2 separate regions of the Homo sapiens genome follow, and region 1 is linked to region 2. Evidence: read pairs that join two places in POLR2A ChIA-PET (ENCODE). Cell type or tissue: OCI-LY7. All regions are shown on one strand. Region 1 overlaps BFSP2 (beaded filament structural protein 2). Region 2 has its middle 23 kb from the start of CDV3.

What was found. ChIA-PET counts read pairs that join two places held together with the same protein. Peaks named below come from ENCODE experiments on the same cell type or tissue, not always from the same donor. Only the 100,000 strongest peaks of a DNase experiment are listed, where the experiment ranks them.
Region 1: POLR2A ChIA-PET joins it to region 2 with 10 read pairs; 4 of 35 experiments call an interaction of 5 or more read pairs at or near these places.

The regions. Positions count from the first base shown.
Region 1 is chr3:133,432,437-133,437,436 of GRCh38, forward strand. All of the region lies in intron 1 of BFSP2 (beaded filament structural protein 2), which reads left to right. It overlaps BFSP2-AS1 (BFSP2 antisense RNA 1), which reads right to left. Exons shown (of 4, transcript NR_189064.1): 3 at 4,962-5,000. Among named protein-coding and RNA genes, the nearest start is that of BFSP2, 35 kb to the left of the region's middle. In OCI-LY7, no CTCF peak of the experiment used is centred here; no DNase peak of the experiment used is centred here.
Region 2 is chr3:133,548,489-133,553,488 of GRCh38, forward strand. No RefSeq gene overlaps it. Among named protein-coding and RNA genes, the nearest start is that of CDV3, 23 kb to the right of the region's middle. RefSeq lists an enhancer at 3,149-3,648. In OCI-LY7, no CTCF peak of the experiment used is centred here; a DNase peak (open chromatin) is centred at 1,893; H3K4me3 peaks cover 513 bases; H3K27ac peaks cover 662 bases.

The DNA.
Region 1 (5,000 bases), 120 kb before region 2:
CTGACACCCATCAGTCCCAGCAGCTTACCTGGGCTGTGCTGCCACAAGGTTTCAGGGACAGCTCTCATTACTTCAGCCAAGCTCTTTCTCATGATTTACTTTCTTTCCACCCCTCTGCTTCTCACCTTATTCAATATATTGATGATCTTCTTCTTTGTAGCCCCTCCTTTGAATCTTCTCAACAAGACACACCTCTGCTCCTTCAGCATTTATTCTCCAAAGGATATCGAGTATCCCCCTCCAAAGCTCAAATTTCTTCTCCATCGGTTACCTACCTCGGCATAATTCTTCATAAAAACACACGTGCTCTCCCTGCCGATCGTGTCCGACTAATCTCTCAAACCCCAGCACCTTCTACAAAACAACAACTCCTTTCCTTCCTAGGCATGGTTAGCGCGGTCAGAATTCTTACACAAGAGCCAGGACCACATCCTGCAGCCTTTCTGTCCAAACAACTTGACCTTACTGTTTTAGCCTAGCCCTCATGTCCGCGTGCAGCGGCTGCCGCTGCTTTAATACTTTTAGAGGCCCTCAAAATCACAAACTATGCTCAACTCACTCTCTACATTTCTCATAACTTCCAAAATCGATTTTCTTCCTCATACCTGACACATATACTTTCTGCTCCCCGGCACCTTCAGCTGTACTCACTCTTTGTTAAGTCCCACAATTACTATTGTTCCTGGCCAGGACTTCAATCTGGCCTCCCACATTATTCCTGATACCACACCTGACCCCCATGACTGTATCTCTCTGATCCACCTGACATTCATCCCATTTCCCCATATTTGCTTCTTTCCTGTTCCTCACCCTGATCACACTTAGTTTTTTGATGGCAGTTCCACCAGGCCTAATCGCCACACACCAGCAAAGGCAGGCTATGCTATAGTACAAGCCACTAGCCTGCCTCTTAAGAACCTCTCATTTCCTTTCCATTGTGGAAATCTATCCTCAAGGAAATAACTTCTCAGTGTTCCATCTGCTGTTCTACTACTCATCAGGGATTATTCAGGCCCCCTCCCTTTCCTACACATCAAGCTCGAGGATTTGCCCCCACCCAGGACTGGCAAATTAGCTTTACTCAAAGCCCCGAGTCAGATAACTAAACTACCTCTTAGTCTAGGTAGACACTTTCACTGGATAGGTAGAGTCCTTTCCTACAGGGTCTGAGAAGGCCACCGCAGTCATTTCTTCCCTTCTGTCAGACATAATTCCTCAGTTTAGCCTTCCCACCTCTATACATTCTGATAACAGACCAGCCTTTATTAGTCAAATCAGCCAAGCATTTTTTCAGGCTCTTAGTATTCAGTGACAGACTAGCGGTCTATTAAAAACACACCTCACCAAGCTCAGCCAGCAACTTAAAAAGGACTGAACAATACTTTTACCACTTTCGCTTCTCAGAATTCAGGCCTGTCCTCGGAATGCTACAAGGTACAGCCCATTTAAGCTCCCGTATAGACGCTCCTTTTTATTAGGCCCCAGTCTCTTTCCAGACACCAGACCAACTTAGACTGTGCCCCAAAAAACTTGTCATCCCTATCTTCTGTCTAATCATACTCCTATTCACCGTTCTCAACTACTCATACATGCCCTGCTCTTGTTTACACTGCCAGTTTACACTGTTTCTCCAAGCCATCACAGCTGATATCTCTTGGTGCTATTCCCAAACCGCCACTCTAAACTCTTGAAGTAAATAAATAATTTTTGCTGGCAGGACTATGCTGAATCTCCTTAGGCACTCACTAATCAGATGTCCTAGGTCCTGCCAATTCTTAGACCTTTTATACCTGTTTTTCTCCTTCTCTTATTCCATTTAGTTTTTCAATTCATACAAAACCGTATCCAGGCCATCACCAATAATTCTACACGACAAATGTTTCTTCTAACATCCCCACAATATCACCCCTTACCACAAAAATCTTCCTTCAGCTTAATCTCTCCCACTCTAGGTTCCCACGCAGCCCCTAATCCCGCTCGAAGCAGCCCTGAGAAACATCGCCCATTCTCTCTCTCCATACCACCCCCCAAAAATTTTCGCCGCCCCAACACTTCAACACCATTTTATTTTTCTTATTAATATAAGAAGGCAGGAATGTCAGGCCTCTGAGCCCAAGCCAAGCCATCGCAACCCCTGTGACTTGCATGTATATGCCCAGATGGCCTGAAGTAACTGAAGAATCACAAAAGAAGTGAATATGCCCTGCCCCACCTTAACTGATGATATTCCACCACAAAACAAGTGTAAATGGCCGGTCCTTGCCTTAAGTGATGACATTACCTTGTGAAAGTCCTTTTCCTGGCTCATCCTGGCTCAAAAAGCTACCCCACTGAGCACCTTGTGACCCCCACTCCTGCCCACCAGAGAACAAACCCCCTTTGACTGTAATTTTCCTTTACCTGCCCAAATCTTATAAAACGGCCCCACCCCTATCTCCCTTCGCTGACTCTTTTCGGACTCAGCCCACCTGCACCCAGGTGAAATAAACAGCTCCATCAAGTTCAAGACACTTTTGTAAGCAATGATAGCAGCCATTTAGTTCATCCCTAAAGAACTGAGGGCCTTGGGAATTTAGCAATGTTAGTGCAGTCTTTTCACATTATTAACTGAAGAAAAATGAGTGCCCTTTAAAGATTTTTTAAGATTAGGAAACAAAAAGAAGCCAGAAGGAGCCAAATCAGGACTGTAAGGTGGACGCCTAATGATTTTCTACTGAAACTCTTGCAAAATTGCCATTATTCAATAAGAGGAATGGGCAGAAGCATTTGTCATGATGGAGGACTCTCTAGTGAAGCTTTCTCAGGTGTTTTTCTGCTAATGCTTTAGCTAACTCTCAAAACACTCTTATAATAAGCAGATGTTGTCATTTTTTGCCCTCCAGAAAGTCAACAAGCAAAATGCCCTGAGCATCACAAACTGTTGCCATGACCTTTGCTCTTGACCTGTCTCTCTTTGCTATGACCGGACCCCTTCCATCATTTGCTAGCCATTTCTTTGATTGTGCTTTGTCTTCAGGATTGTACTGGTAAAGCTATGTTTCATCTCTTGTTACAATTCCTTGAAGAAATGCTTCAGAATCTTGGTCTCACATGTTTAAAATTTCCATTGAAAACTCTGCTCTTGTCTGCGGCTGAGCTGGGCAAAACAGTGTTGGCACCCATTAAGTGGAAAGTTCGCTTAACTTTAATTTTTCGGTCAGAATTGTGTAAGCTGAACCAATGGATATGTTTATGGTGTCAGCTATTCTTTCTGCGATCAATAATTGGTCCTCTTCAATTAGGGCATGTACAAGATGAATTTTTCCCTTGCAAATTGTCTGCTGCTATGGCCTTCGTCTTCAACATCATTTTATTCTTTCTTAAATGAATTATCCATTTGTAAACTGCTGATTTCTTTAGGGCATTGTCCCCATAAACTTTTCATAAAGCTCCCATGATTTCATTATTTTTCTACTCAAGCTTCACCACAAATTTGATGTTTTCTCTTGCTTTAATTTTTTCTGAATTCATGTTGCTATGATAGGGGCTCTTTCCAAACTGATGTCTTATACTTCTTAGTGCCTCTTATATCTGATTCTGAACTATTCTGTTCAGATATAAGAACTTAGTATGAGTTTATTTTGGTGCAAAAAAATTTGAAATTTAGGCTGGGCACGATGGCTTATGTCTGTAATCTCAGCACTTTTGGAGGCCGAGGCAGGTGGATCACTTGAGGCCATTGCTACTAAAAATACAAAAAATTAGCTGAGTGCAGTGTCGTGTGCCTGTAGTCCCAGCTACTGGGTAGACTGAGGCACAAGAATACCTTGAACCCAGGAGGTGGAGCTTGCAGTGAGCCAAGTTCTCTTTGCTGCACTCCAGCCAGGGTGACAGAGAGAGACTCTGTCTCAAAAAAAAAAAAAAAAAAAAATCTATGTATTGTTTTTTCATAATACACATTTTTTTCCATGAATTTATTGAAGGTTCCTTGTCTATATGATAGGTTATGACTTTTTCTGTTGATAGGCATAGGTTGCTTCCAATTTTTCTATCACAAACAAGAGAGAGCATAAGCTCTCTCTAGTGAGGAACTGCCATGGCATAATACATAACAAGTGCTTAAAAAGCATTTGGGTTTGACTTGTTTGGCTTACTATGCACCTGGTACTGTCAAGACAAAGCAGCTCAATTTTATTTTTTATTATTATACTTTAAGTTCTAGGGTACCTGTGCACAACGTGCAGGTTTGTTACATATGTACACATGTGCCATGTTGGTGTGCTGCACCCATTAACTTGTCATTTACATTAGGTATATCTCCTAATGCTATCCCTCCCCGCTTCCCCCACCCCACTACAGGCCCTGGTGTGTGATGTTCCCCATCCTGTGTCCAAGTGTCCTCATTGTTCAGTTACCACCTATGAGTGAGAACATGTGGTGTTTGGTTTTCTGTCCTTGCAATAGTTTGCTGAGAATGATGGTTTCCAGTTTCATCCATGTCCCTACAAAGGACATGAACTCATCCTTTTTTATGGCTGCATAGTATTCCATAGTGTATATGTGCCACATTTTCTTAATCCAGTCTATCATTGTTGGACATTTGGGTTGGTTCCAAGTCTTTGCTATTGTGAATAGTGCCACAATAAACATACGTGTGCATGTGTCTTTATAGCAGCATGATTTATAATCCTTTGGGTATATATCCAGTAATGGGATGGCTGGGTCAAATGGTATTTCTAGTTCTAGATCCTTGAGGAATTGCCACACTGTCTTCCACAATGGTTGAACTAGGCAAAGCAGCTCAATTTTATAAGAAAAGGAACTGAGGGCTGGGCACAGTGGTTCACACCTGTAATCCCAGCACTTTGGGAGGCCAAGGAGGCAGATCACCTGAGGTTGGAAGTTCGAGACCAGCCTGACCGACATGGAGAAACCCTGTCTCTACTAAAAATACAAAATTAGCCGGGCATGGTGGCACATACCTGTAATCCCAGCTACCCAGGAGGCTGAGGCAGGAGAAT
Region 2 (5,000 bases):
CTCTAACATGTCTTCTTTCCGAACTTGGCCTTGGAACTCTTCCATATCCTTTAAAATCCATATGAAGGCCTTGCAGAATCTCCCAAATAAAGTTTTACGAACTTTCTTTCCTTCGATGCTCCAAAACAACCTTTTTTTTAAATTTTTTTATTTTTTACTCAGGCTGGTCTTGAACTCCTGGCCTCAAGTGACCCTCCCACCTTGGCCTCCCAAAGTGCTGGGATTACAGGTATGAGCCACCCCATTCCCAGCCCAACTTGTTATTCTTTGAAGTACTCACTCTGGATTTTCATAACTTCACATATTTGCACATTATGTTTTTTCTTCCTGGAATTGACTTCCCTCTTTCTCTGCCTGTTGAAGTCCTAATTGTTTTATACTCATTCATAAGCCACTCCCTCTGGGCTTCCTTCCCCATTTACCTGAGCAGAATGGGTTGATTCTTCTTCTGTGAGATGCATTTGTAGAAACATATTTAGTATGTAAATATATATACCATCTATTTGCATTATACACACACACACACACACACACACACACACACACACAACATAATAACATATATAGCTTTTGGAGACAGAAAGCCCTGGATTCAATCCCAGCTCCACCATTTGCAAGCTGCTTGATTTCAAGCAAATAAATTATCTAAATCACGTCTGCTTCATCTATAAAAATGGCAGTGACAATGATAAAACCTACACCAAAGAGTCATAGTGAATATCAGTTGCCACACAGCTAACCTCTCAGTAAAGTTTCACTAGTGCTTTTATCCCTGTATTAGCACTAGTTTCTTTGAATAATTATTTGGGGGAATGTGTCTTCCCTATCAGACTGTGGGCTTCAGTGTGGGGACTGTGTCTTATTCATCTTTCTAGGGCTTAATAAATATGTATTGAATGAACCAATTCACTATTATGTATACATTGGTTTCATGACCTCTACTTGAGGGTTAGCTCCTTGAGTTGTCAACTGGGCCTTTCTTTTTATGATGTAAGCTCCATGATCCTCCAGGGCCTACCACAGTGACTTTAATAGGCCCTTAATGTGTAAATACTTAGCGAACGATTGAATGGACTTCCCAGAGTCCAGCTTTCAAAGACCACTGATGAACAAGAATCTGTGTTAGTAACTGCTATGTGCCAGGAACCGTACACATATCATTTCCTTTAAAGAGGACATATCATTTCCTTTGAAGTCAGACCAGGAGCAGTTGTTCATGCTGGTAATCCCAGCACTTTGGGAGGCCGAGGTGGGAGGACTGCTTGAGCCCTAGAGGTCAAGGATGCAGTGAGCTGTGATTGCGCCACTGCACTCCAGCGTAGGTGACAAAACAAGACCCTGTCTCAAAAAATAAATAAATAAATAAATAGATTTCTGTATTAATCTTTACCAACACTTAATCCTCACCAACATGCTGTAGGGTTAATATACTGTTTTAGAGGAGGAAACAGAGACTTAGAAAGGCTAAGTAAACTTGTAAGACTTCAGAATCCCATTTCAGTAACACCACTCTTCTTAGCCAGAAGTTTTTTGTCAATGTCCAGTAAATAGAACAACACTTCTCAACTGTCTCTGTTCTAACCTGGAGCAATGGTTGCTAAAAATAAGGCCCTGCCCCTCACTCCCAGCCCACCACTCTTCTGTTAAGGACTTTTAAATACTTTCTTTTTCTCCTTGTCTTTCCCTTCCTCCACTTTTCTAAAGGAATGGAAAAATCTTCCTTGTGAAGAGGCTTGGAATAAGAGAGCTATGATCATGTTCTCAGGGCCCAGTGCAAAATGTAAATGCAGGGCACCTTGTTCAAAAAAAAAAATTTTTTTTTTTTTTGAGATGGAGTTTCACTCTGTCGCCCAGGCTGGAGTGCAGTGGTGCAATACCAGCTCACTGCAAGCTCCGCCTCCCGGGTTCACGCTAATTCTCCTGCCTCAGCCTTCCCAGTAGCTGGGACCACAGGCACCTGCCACCACGCCCGGCTAATTTTTTTTTTTTTTTGTATTTTTAGTAGAGACGGGGTTTCACCGTGTGTTAGCCAGGATGGTCTCTATCTCCCAACCCCGTGATCCGCCCACCTTGGCCTCCCAAAGTGCTGGGATTACAAGTGTGAGCCACTGCGCCCAGCCCCCTTGTTAAAAAATTATCAAGAATTTAAAGATGGCTGACAACAGAGCATTTAATTGAGTGTCCAAGAGCAATCCTGCCATTTCTGAGAGCAGAGTCCTGGGCAACTGCACAAGGCTGCAGGCCTCTAGAGGCATGCCATGCCCCTAGACCTCAACTGTTTTTCCATCAAAAATCAGTATCACCAGCTTTTGTCCTGCCCAACTTTCCAAACTTGGCTGCCATTAATTTCTCACATCCCTGCATGCACTAGCCACTCCCCTTAAGTAGAGGTGAAGAGAATTCCTCTTCTTCTTCTCCCATAACATGTTTTAAATTTAAAAAAAAGAAATTTAACCAGGAGTGGTGGCTCACACGTATAATCCCAGCGTTTTAGGAGGCTTGAGGCAGGAGGATCACTTGAGCCTAGGAGTCCAAGACCAGCCTGGGCAACGTAGCAAGACTTCATCTCTACAAAAAATAAAATTAGTAGGGCATGGTGGCACGCACCTGTAATCCCAGCTACTCAGGAGACTGAGGCAGGAAAATCACTTGAGCCCAGGAGTTCGAGGCTGCAGTGAGCTGTGATCCCACCACTGCACTCCAGCCTGGCTGACAGAGTGGGACCCCATCTCAAAAAAAAAAAAAAAATTAAGCTGGTGATAGTAAAGCCATGTTATGAGCTTTAAGGACATTGAAGTCATTAAGATTCCTGGAAATGGCTACAAAAAATTTTTAAAAAACAAAAACCAGAGGAGCCAAGATGGCCGAACAGGAACAGCTCCGTTCTACACCTCCCAGCGTGAGCAATGCAGAAGACGGGTGATTTCTGCATTTCCATCTGAGGTACCAGGTTCATCTCACTAGCGAATGCCAGACAGTGGGCACAGGACAGTGGGTGCAGCACACCTTGCGCCAGCCGAAGCAAGGCGAGGCATTGCCTCACTCAGGAAGCGCAAGGGAGTTCCCTTTCCTGGTCAAGGAAAGGGGTGACAGATGGCACCTGGAAAATTGGGCCACTCCCACCCAAATACTGCGCTTTTCCGACAGGCTTAGGAAACGGCGCACCAGGAGATTATATCCCGCACCTGGCTCGGAGGGTCCTACGCCCACGGAGTCTCGCTGATTGCTAGCACAGCAGTCTGAGATCAAACTGCAAGGCAGCAGCGAGGCTGGGGGAGGGGCACCCGCCATTGCCCAGGCTCGCTTAGGTAAACAAAGCAGCTGGGAAGCTCGAACTGGGTGGAGCCCACCACAGTTCAAAGAGGCCTGCCTGCCTCTGTAGGCTCCACCTCTGGGGGCAGGGCACAGACAAACAAAAAGACAGCAGTAACCTCTGCAGACTTAAATGTCCCTGTCTGACAGCTTTGAGGAGAGCAGTGGTTCTCCCAGCACGCAGCTGGAGATCTGAGAACGGGCAGACTGCCTCCTCAAGTGGGTCCCTGACCCCTGACCCCCGAGCAGCCTAACTGGGAGGCACCCCCAGCAGGGGCAGACTGACACCTCACACGGCCGGGTACTCCTCTGAGACAAAACTTCCATAGGAACGATCAGACAGCAGCATTCGTGGATCGCGAAAATCTGCAGTTCTGCAGACACTGCTGCTGATACCCAGGCAAACAGGGTCTGGAGTGGACCTCTAGCAAACTCCAACAGACCTGCAGCTGAGGGTCCCATCTGTTAGAAGGAAAACTAACAAACAGAAAGGCCATCCACACCAAAAACCCATCTGTACATCACCATCATCAAAGACCAAAAGTAGATAAAACCACAAAGATGGGGAAAAAACAGAGCAGAAAAACTGGAAACTCTAAAAAGCAGAGCGCCTCTCCTCCTCCAAAGGAACACAGTTCCTCACCAGCAATGGAACAAAGCTGGATGGAGAATGACTTTGACGAGTTGAGAGAAGAAGGCTTCAGACGATCAAACTACTCCAAGCTGCAGGAGGAAATTCAAACCAAAGGCAAAGAAGTTGAAAACTTTGAAAAAACTTTAGACGAATGTATAACTAGAATAACCAATACAGAGAAGTGCTTAAAGGAGCTGAGGGAGCTGAAAGCCAAGGCTCGAGAACTACGTGAAGAATGCAGAAGCCTCAGGAGCCGATGCGATCAACTAGAAGAAAGGGTATCAGTGATGGAAGATGAAATGAATGAAATGAAGAGAGAAGGGAAGTGTAGAGAAAAAAGAATAAAAAGAAACGAACAAAGCCTCCAAGAAATATGGGACTATGTGAAAAGACCAAATCTGCGTCTGATTGGTGTACCTGAAAGTGACGGGGAGAATGAAACCAAGTTGGAAAACACTCTGCAGGATATTATCCAGGAGAACTTCCCCAATCTAGCAAGGCAGGCCAACATTCAGATTCAGGAAATACAGAGAATGCCACAAAGATACTCCTCGAGAAGAACAACTCCAAGACACATAATTGTCAGATTCACCAAAGTTGAATTGAAGGAAAAAATGTTAAGGGCAGCCAGAGAGAAAGGTCGGGTTACTCACAAAGGGAAGCCCATCAGACTAACAGCGGATCTCTCGGCAGAAACCCTACAATTCAGAAGAGAGTGGGGGCCAATATTCAACATTCTTAAAGAAAAGAATTTTCAACCCAGAATCTCATATCCAGCCAAACTAAGCTTCATAAGTGAAGGAGAAATAAAATACTTTACAGACAAACAAATGCTGAGAGATTTTGTCACCACCAGGCCTGCCCTAAAAGAGTTCCTGAAGGAAGCACTAAACATGGAAAGGCACAACCAGTACCAGCCACTGCAAAATCATGCCAAAATGTAAAGACCATCGAGACTAGGAAGAAACTGCATCAACTAACGAGCAAAATAACCAGCTAACATCATAATGACAGGATCAAACTCACACATAACAATATTAACTTTAAATGTAAA